2 separate regions of the Homo sapiens genome follow, and region 1 is linked to region 2. A link is an interaction called in ENCODE POLR2A ChIA-PET data of the cell type or tissue named here. Cell type or tissue: GM12878. All regions are shown on one strand.

Region 1 (5,000 bases), 99 kb after region 2:
GAAGGCTCTGGAGCCAGGATGGCTCTTCATAAATGTCCCAAATTGAAGTAAGGGGGCTGGGCTTCGTACCTTCACATCCAGTGAGTTGAAAGTAGGCTGTCCCAAGGGAGGGAAGTAATAGCCTTGGATGAGCCTGTTCTCTTAACTAAGGGCCTTCTCTGGAGAAGGACTCAGCCATGAGCCACCAGCAGGCAACATCCAGCAGCTGGAAGAAGAAGTGCCTCCATCCTGAAGAGAGTATGTGTCTGGGGATGAGCCCCAGCATCCAACATGGCCCACCCCTGTGCAACCTGGATGCATTTTCTTCAGACATCAAGTTTACCCCAACTGGATAAAGCCCCTCCAGAATCCTTGATGCCCTCTTTTCTTGGGAAAACTGCACAAGACAGATGAATGGGAAAGATTAGTGGGATTAATGTACTACTACCTGGCTGCAAGCTCATTGTCTTCCTCCTCCGTGTCTGTTTTAGATTCCCTTTGCTCATGGTTAGCACCTTTTCTAGTCTAGGTGGCTTACCTGGATATTTCTCAGACTCTCAGAACATATGATTGCTACATATGTTCACTGACTGAGAAAATAGGGCAGAAGGATATCACGAAATGCCCCCAGTGGGTCGTGTTGGTGCCAAATGTGCTCTACCTCCATTAGGTAACAGCAGCTCTTTCCCCACCTAATAATTGGGCTGACATCCCCCAGCTAGGATGCCAACTCCCTCCTTTGCCCATTGGTCTCTTGACACAGGGGCCCACAGTGATTGAACAACAGCTAAAGCTTAGAGTCCAGTGTCCCCTGGTGAATACGTTTCTGTTTGGGAACCACGACTTAGAAACCTTATCAGTTGCACTGATAAGAATCACAAATTTCCCTTAGGAATTTCCCTTAGGCTGTGTTAAAATATGTTTACAAATGCTTTGATGTGTTTCCTTTCAAAAGGTGGTCCCAATTTTTCCTCCTTTTGCATGTGGACCAAACTTACGACTCACTTCTAACAAATAGGCTGTTGTGGAAGTGCAGCCAAGGATAGGTCACTAACAGGGTAGCTTGTGCTTGGCGTGCTCTCACTCCCTCCTGAATTGTCTTCTCTGTGGGAAGCCAGCTTCCATGTCATGAGGATGTCAAGCAGCCACATTGCTTTCGACCATCAAAATTTACCAAAGTCTTTTATTATTTCAGGGTCCTAACATTCCCGTTGTTAACAGTTCTGAAATAGCACCTCCTACTGGTGCTTCTTAATGATGCTGTGCCAATCTCACCAGCACATTCCTTACTTTTTTGGGAAATGAGGATCTCTAGGTCCTCCTGAAGAATAGTGGATGGCTGGGTTTTCTGGCCCCATTCTAGCACATTCATTTCTCTGAGCTTTTTCATGCTTTTGTACATGTGTATAACAAAAGGACTGTGGCATTTCTACTTCACTGGGTGCGGACCATTGCTTTCTCCAAGCCTCAGAAGCCATCACAGTAATGAGTTAGAATTGCCTCTTAGGGTCCTGCCAGGACAGAGCTCCTACGTCACAGGAGAGTGCTTCCATATTAAGGAACTCCCATCATACCCAGATTTATGCTATACTCCTTTAAGCCAGCACCCTCAGATCCAGCTCACACATGCTCTCCAGCCTCCTTCTGGGACCTGTGGACTAGACCTGCAGCTCCCCGGGGCTCTAACCCCTTCCTCCTTTGGCAGATCCAGCACTTCCCCACATTGTGATGTGAGCCCAGTGATTGATCTGGTGGCCAGGAAGGGAGGTAGGGGCAGGGAGCAGACTCAAAAAAAAAAGGAAGCACGATATTTCAGGCAGAGTCCTCTACATTACCTTCAAGTGAGAGGAGAAGGTTCAGACTTTTACAGGAGGAGTGGCCATTTCTGCAGGCCCAGAGTGTCAGGGGACTCTGAAGGAACTCAATACTTTGAATGCATCAACTTGAACATGCCATCCTGAATTTTAGGGTCCCAGTCCTTCCCCATGAGGGCTCTACCCTGAACGTAGCTGACTTGCTAAGGTTAAGGAGCCAGTCTCCTCCGGAGGTCTGCTACTCTTTTAACAAAGTCCTGGGACTGATTCTAGGATTTTTCTGCCCTCTATCTGCAGAAATGAGAGCCTTTTGTATGCTGCCAGTGAGGTGAGGCCCTTTGGTTTTCACATTTCACTTTAAATTGGTGATTAATCACTCCCAGGCTTTCATTGTCTTTTCCCAAGATAATATCTACTGGGCCCCACAGTCCTTATCCTTACTACTTTACTTGAACTTCTGAGGTTCCTGCCAGTGTATTTCTTTCCCATCCCAGTTCACTACAGTGAAAGTTTAAACAATTGCCTCCCCCCACTGCACCCTAGGGGCATTCAGTACTCCTTTCACCCCTAGTGATGGGATCTTCCTTGCCGGCCAGCTGGTGGTTAATCCAGCTCCCAAACTCCATTTTGAAATACACTCCCTAGGCCCCTACAAACAACTGTACTAGCTCAGTTTCCTAGAATAGTGAGTTGAATAATGGCTTCTTTGCAAAAAACAAACAAACAAACAAACAAAACCCAAACAAACAAAAAAAAACAACAACAACAAAAACAAAAACAAAAAAACAGATCTGTCTGCCCAGAACTTGTGAACATGGCCTTACTTGCAAAAAGGGTCTTGCCAATGTCATTAAGTTAAAGGTCTTGAGATAAGATAATCCTGGATTACCCACGTGGGCCCAAAATTCATTGACAAGTGTCCTTTTAAGAAACACACAGAGGAGGAGGTGATGTGAAGACAGGAGCAGAGACTGGAGTGATGTGTCTACAAGCCAAGCGGGGAAGGCTGATAATTGCTGATAAACATCAGAAGTCAGAAAAGAGGTCAGCAAGGGATTCTGCCTCAGAGTCTCCGAAAGGATTGGACCCTGCCAACACCTTGATTCCAGATTTCTGGCCTTTTGCATTTATGAGCGAATATGTTTCTGTTGTCTTAAGCCACCCAGTTTGTAGTAATTTGTTATTGCTGCCCCTGGAAATTTTCACACCCGGAAAAACCCTCTCTGAGACAGAGATTTGTAAGCAGATGGAAACAGGACTGGGCTGAGGGATAAAGTGAACTCCAATGCATTTGCAACCTTGGCCTCAGCTGATTCAACAGGAAGTCTGAAGCTAATACAGCACCTCAAAGATGTCTGAAGTGTGGAAAGAAGGGTGAAACTTTTTATCTCTGTATGAATCCTTCATTCCTGTATTGCATGTAGCAACCCTCTAAGAGGTAACACATCATAGGACAAGGTCGCTCCTTTCACCTGATGGCAGTTCCAGAGTAGAGACTAAATTGTGAGCCGTCAGCAGGCAATGTCTCCACCAGCTGGGGAAATAAAGGTTGGATCCAAATAAGGGAATGTGGGTAGCACTTCACCTCAGCCACAACTGGAGGCTTTGATGGCTGTCATCAGAGGAAGAACCATCTTAGAGATGGAGACTGTGGTGAATGGATCAACCAGAGGAGATCTTGGGGAGTTGCTTTTACAAAAAAAGATATTTACAAGTGAATCCAGGTAAAATACTAAGGGAAGCTTGAAGGAGAGAAAGAAAAAAAGGTTGCTAAAAAGGCCACAAGTGACCTTGAAGGAAAAGTGAGTTGTAAGGAAACGATGTAGCAGAGGTGAGGCCTTGCTGTCATCCCTCATGGGAGGAAATGATGGCAACGTATGGACTGTTTCCTTGGTATAAACCTTGGGTCATTCTCAGCACCAGTCAGTGGAGTGGTGGAGCCTCTTCTTCCTCTGCCGGAAGGTAGGGGGCCACAGACAGCACACAGTAGACAATTTCTTCCCTTGTTAATAAAAAGGTTCTGTTTCTAAAACTGATACTGCAGGTAATCAAATGCCTGATAAGCACTCGAAAAAGTGTTGAACATCCTTAGTCATTAGGGAAATGCAAAGTAAAACCACAATGAGATATCATTACATATGCCTAAGGATGGGTAAAATTAAAAAGAAAGATAATAGCAAGTGTTGGGGAAGATAGGGAGAAATTGTAATCCTCATACACTACTAGTGAATATATAAAATGGTGCTGCCACTTAGAAAAAACTCTTTGGCAGTCTTCTGGAGTTGACCAAACACCTAACACAAATACCAGCAGTTCCTTTCTGAGATATTTACTCAAGAGAAATAAAAATGTATGCCCACACAAAGATTGGTACATAAGTTTTTGTAATGGCTTTATTCATAAGAGTCTCAAACTAGAAATAGCTCAAATGTCCATTGACAGGTGAATAGATAAACATATGGTCATACAATTATACAATGGAATACCATTCAGCCATAAAAAGGCAGAAACTACTGATATATGAAACTACATAGATGAATCGCAAAATCAGTATGCTGAGTTAAAGAAAACCAGATATCAAAGAATAGATGTTATGTGGCTGTATGTATACAAAACTCTAGAAGAGACAAATCGAGTCTACAGTGATAAAAAGATTAGTGGTTGACTGGGGCTGGGAATGGAGGGAGATTTTCTGGTAAGGGACCCAAAGAAACTTTTGGGGGTGAAGAATATAGTCTATATTTTAATTGTGTCAGCAGTTATGCAGGTGTATGAGTTGGTTGAAATTCTTCAAGCTAGGAGCTTAAAATGCGTAAAATAAAGTTGATTTTTTAAAAAGCTGATCTTATGGAAACCTCTCTGCCATTTGTTCTGGAAAAACCTGGAGCTGGTGTGGAGGGGATGAGATGACTGTTCTTTTCTTAACTCACACAGTGATCCCACATTTACACATCAAAGGCTTTTTCCTTGTTACCACAAAGCAAAAATGACAGGGTTGCCTGCTGTGATGATAATGACTTCCCAGACTAAAGAAGCCACAGAAGGTCACAGGAAATCTTAGTCCCGTTATCATCCTGTATTTCCCTAGGAGACCTCATGGCCAATTTGACCGAATTACTTTTTCCCCACTGCATCTTTCCTTTTGGATTCATTAGCTAAGACATCGAAAGGTCAAAAGTCTTACTCAGAGTTGGTGGCAATGAGTCA
Region 2 (5,000 bases):
AGAAGCAACCCTATGTTCCTCTCCCTTCCTATGCCATCGCCACTTAGCGAGGCTCTAGCAGTGATGATAGTTCAACTCTCCCCATAATTGATATCACGGAATGTCATTAATTACAGGGATTGGGATTCAATAAAGTAAAGCAGGCTTAGTAGATCCTGCTTGAGGAATTTAACATGTGGGGCCTTGTATGTGCTCCTAAGTATTTTGACCAAACTGCGAATATGTTCTAAAAAGGACAGTTTCCAAACTGTGCAGCAAAGAGGGCAGAGTTTACCTGATGGAACTGTGTTAGTTAGATAGAAACACTTGTCATTAGGGGTATGAATGAGTATATCTGTGTATATGTTTCCATGCAAATAGAGATTGGGAAGGAACCACAGCCACCTGCCACCACCCTTTCCTCACTGAACCCTGATTTTGTTCATGCTCACCTTGTATGGCAGGGCAGTCTGGAACTCTTTCCTGCCACAGGGGGAGAATGTTGATTGATCCAGGCTAACTATGGTAATTCTATATCCTAGACAAGTGGTTCACCCAGGAATGGGCAGTTTGCACAATTCTGGCCAATGAGGTGAAGTCTGGAACTTCTGGAGTAGTGTTTCCAGCCCTTAAGAAAATGAAAATAAGAAAAATACCAATTTTTCTGTCTCTAAATGTCACTGTGTGAGGATATGATACTGGGAACAGCCATCTTGTGATCTGGAAGCAAAAGCCAAGATGATTGCAGAGATGGTTGACATCACTGAGCTCCTTACTGAACTTCCCTGGAATTTCCTGGTGCCTAGACTTCCTGTTGGGTAAGATCAGATGCACCTTTATTTATTAAGCCACTTTTAGCTAGGTTTTTTTTTGTTGTTGTTGCTTGCAGCAGAATGCATCCTAGGCGATACAAAAATCATCCCTATAGGCACAGAGTCTAGATATTATTTGGTTTGGGTGAAGAAGGAGTAACTGAGACTCATAGGGAAGAAATACTTGCCTAAATTATAGAAGGCAGACCTTCTGGCTGCACTACTGTATGTATGTTTGCCACTCTACCACACTGTTGTATACGGAATTGCTTGTTCATGTTAAGGCCATCAGCATTCACTCTCATTTGAGTGATTTTCTTATAGTGATTATGGATGTCATTTTAAATAAAACATTTAGCTTGCCTAACCGGGTAATGGGAACTCTTTAGCCACAAGGTTAGAAACTAGACTCAACCTTGTAATTTATTGCCTACAACTATAAACCAAGCCACTGTCAGAGAGCTGAGAAGAAGAATAAACAATGAGACAGCGGCTGCCTGGTCTTTTAACGATAGATGGCAAGGCTAGATATGGCCAACAATAACACCAACCCATAAATATTCTATATTTAACCTACAGTCTTAAAGTACTTTGATTTTCATTATTGATGTGTGGACACCCTCAGGGTCTTCAATTCTAAATCCCTTATCTTGTACTGCCATGTTATTAGGAAAAAGGGAAAGTGCTTTTTAAAAAAAAAAAAAAAAACTCAATATTGCATAGCTTCTTAGACTTTGGCCTTTGCATCCTGAGTGTAACAGGGTTGATGTATCTCTGATATGACAGGAGAATCCCAGCGCTGCACTATTCCTGAGGAGAACGGACTTGGTTTCTGAGTGCGGGGAGGACTGTGTGTTTAGTCAGCGTGAGGTGCAGATAAAGGGAGTTCTTAAATCATAATGTTTCAGAGTCTTGCAACTAGTTATTTAAAAAAATCTGTTATAAATAAGTCATAACATACTCTTTATAATGCCAGGGCTACCATCCTTGCCAAAAAGAGTTTTTTGGAGACAGTCTTCTCCCCCCTGTAGCATCCTGAACCCTACCGAACAGGTGAATTCATGTTGATGCATCACCATTATTGAAGGATGCTGGTATGATTCCCATTTGCTCCCCGCAAAGAATCATTACTCCAACATAAAAAAATAAATCCAAACTGAAACGTCCTCTGTGTCTGGAAAAGCTGCCATGTTTGGATCATAGCAGCCCCATCATGGCAAAGACGTCAGCAGTAGAATCATTTGACCCCAGGGCCTAGTTCCTCTAGGAGGACAGCAACGTCACCACTGTTGAAATCTTCCACTGTCATTCTGCCACATGGCAACCAAAGCCACACAGAATTAATCTTGTGCTTGGAAGATAGTCTTCCCTCAAGCAGTAATAATACTTGCATTTTCTTAACTCTCTAAAACATAAGGTCTTCTTGAAACTTTCCTGAGAACTTCTTGTGGACTGTGCAGTGGCAGCAACCTCAGTATTAACCATCTCATTCATTGGTTGTACATGTTTCAGAGGGTGGCTCCTCTAGTTCCAATGTCATTTCTGTCTTATTAACTCTTAGATGTTCTCCATTGAAGGATATTTGTCCAGTAGCCCACAGGATTATTTTCCAGTTTATTGAAAACACTTATCAATGAAGACCAGATAGGAATGAAAATAGAACTTGAGGATCAGGTGTCTGTGGCAGACTTGGTGTTTCGAAAGCCCAACTTGCTTCTTAGACAAGAGAATTTCCTTTCCGCTTTCAGTGTGTGCTGAGTGAAAATGAAAGAACTGTGTCTGGGGAGGCATGTCCTCATTTAGACACTTACAAGATCTCATCTCATTTTAGTAAAATTTACTTGCATGACTAGTAATTAAGTTTTATTAAATTAGACGTTCTCTTTTTCATTTAAAGATGAGTTTTAATTATATAAAACAACAAGTGCTGTAAAAATGATTGCATGCATTTATTTGAGCTTTGAGTGCCCTCTACTGGAACAAGAGAAAAAGTAAAAAATCAATACTACCTTGATCTTGCATAGTTCTGTCGTAACTACTAAGATATGATTATTAGGAAAACAATAATAACAGTAAGAACTCAACGTATCTCACTCACAGTGATTTAATAGTAATAAAATATTTTTCTAAAAATTACTTTAAAGCAGACCTAACAGTGCGCATTTTGTGGGTTTTACATTTATGGAAAGTCCTGGGTGATACTGATAAGAAGCATCTCTTTAGCTGGTTGGGCTGCTCTCTTATTTCCAGTGACTGCTTGTCTCCATGTTATGAGTTTTGAGTTGATAGCCATAGCCTCTGGAACAAGGCTGGACTCTGGATCCATTTTCTTTTCTAAGCCTTTTCCTTCCAAAACCAAGGGTGATTTCAACTTTCATTTGGATGAGGCACTTCACTTCTCAGGTTCACGGTCATTTGATCCCCTCTGCTCTGACCGCTGTCCCCCCTCTCTGCTGTAACTTCATTTGCAGCCACCCCTTGGCCTCTCCGCTCCACCTCTGACTTCCCGTATTCTGCCGTGACCTTTCCTGTGCGAACCACCAGGTTCCCTCTTTCCATTGTCACCGCCATGTCTTCATGCCTGCTCTGCTCACTGTCAGCGTGCCCAAGCCTAATCTCCTTCCCTTGTCTCTATTGAATCAGACTCTCAGTCCCTTCTTATTTCAATGTATTTCCTAACTTGTTTGGATTTCATGGTTTATTGTTTCCACCACACTATCATCAACACACACATTTCCACCAACCCTTTGATCTACTGCTGTATAAGCCTTGCAAATAGTCTATTCTACAACAGCCTAATGACTCATTCTTACCGACTCTGATTTCTAAGCTGTGAAGCACTGCTGAAGGAAGTCATTTTGCTTTGCTCACTGGGAAATGACAAATTCTATGGCCTTCAGGTGAGACCTCGGGAATGCTCAAGAATGTTTTTTTTTTTTTCTTTTCTGCTGTTTGCTTGTCTTTCAAATCCCTCAAGGATTATTCAAACCTTGACTACTTTCTTCATTCTTAAGACTTGCTTTGTTTCACAAGTTTTGGGGAAAAAATGGAGACTACTGCATCCTTAATTCACTTACCCTGAACTTTAAAATGTGTCTTTTTTTTCTTCAACTTCTGTTTTTAAGTTCTGGGGTACATGTGCAGGATGTGCAGGTTTGTTACATAGGTAAACAAGTGTCATGGTGATTTGCTGCACAGATCAACCCATCACCTAGGTATTAAGCCAAATGTGTCTTTATCTCTATTCTTCCCTTCTGCCACAGGAGATTAGTCTCTTCCCCATTTGCTTTTGATTCTATTCCCTCCTAGCCCTTCTTAGATTTTGTTCCAACAGTTTTTTCAATTTTTCTCTCTCTTCCCAGGTAATTCTCTCTTGAACTCAGACTATAAACATTCCAGATTCTTCTGGAATGCCCCCAGAAAGGGTTGTCCCTCTCCCAGTCTTAATTTCCCACAAACTGCTGCTCCACATTTTCCTTGCTTCACTGTGAAGCTTTTAGAAAGAGTAGCCTGTACTCCTTTCTGTTGCTTCTTGTCAACCACTTCCACTTCCACACAACCCAGTTTGGGTTTATTTTTCTATCACTGACCAGAAACGGCTCCCAACAAACGTAACCAGAGAGGTCTCAGTACCATCAGGTTCCCAGGATTATCTGCTGCGTTGCTCAGCCATCCTTAGCTGATGCTCCAGAGCCCAGGACAGCTACTTATGCTCCAATTCATTGCTGTGGCAGCAGGAAAAAGAAAACTACAAGGAAAGGGATATCTCTTCTCTTGAAGGACAGGTACATGTCACATCTCATTGGCTTGAATGTAGTCACATGTCTAACCTAGGTGCAAGGGGAGTCCTTATTCTAGTTGGCCATCTGTGTAGCCAAAAATTGGAGGTTCTGTTACTAAGGAGAAAATTGAGAGTTGAGTGTTTGAAATTTTATATATTAAATGCTAACGAAAGATCCAAAGAAACTAATGAGACTGAAGTTTTAAAAATGCATATTTTGGTACAACTTTAAGGAATTTTGATTTGATATTTTGTGCAATATCTGTTGTTGGAAAATTACTGATGTTTTGTACACTAATATATGCCAAATATTTTATGAACATGTAAAGAGAAAATATACTCTTATTTTTAAGTCAAAAGTAAATAAATGCATACTAATTTACCGTTATATTAATATATATTTTATGTGCCTACACTTAAAAAAGTAA

The links. Peaks named below come from ENCODE experiments on the same cell type or tissue, not always from the same donor. Only the 100,000 strongest peaks of a DNase experiment are listed, where the experiment ranks them.
Region 1: POLR2A ChIA-PET joins it to region 2 with 5 read pairs; 2 of 35 experiments call an interaction of 5 or more read pairs at or near these places.

What each region holds. Positions count from the first base shown.
Region 1 is chr7:41,828,254-41,833,253 of GRCh38, forward strand. No RefSeq gene overlaps it. Among named protein-coding and RNA genes, the nearest start is that of INHBA, 130 kb to the left of the region's middle. In GM12878, no CTCF peak of the experiment used is centred here; no DNase peak of the experiment used is centred here.
Region 2 is chr7:41,729,615-41,734,614 of GRCh38, forward strand. The region is part of intron 2 of INHBA-AS1 (INHBA antisense RNA 1); the gene reads left to right. Among named protein-coding and RNA genes, the nearest start is that of INHBA, 29 kb to the left of the region's middle. In GM12878, no CTCF peak of the experiment used is centred here; a DNase peak (open chromatin) is centred at 2,537.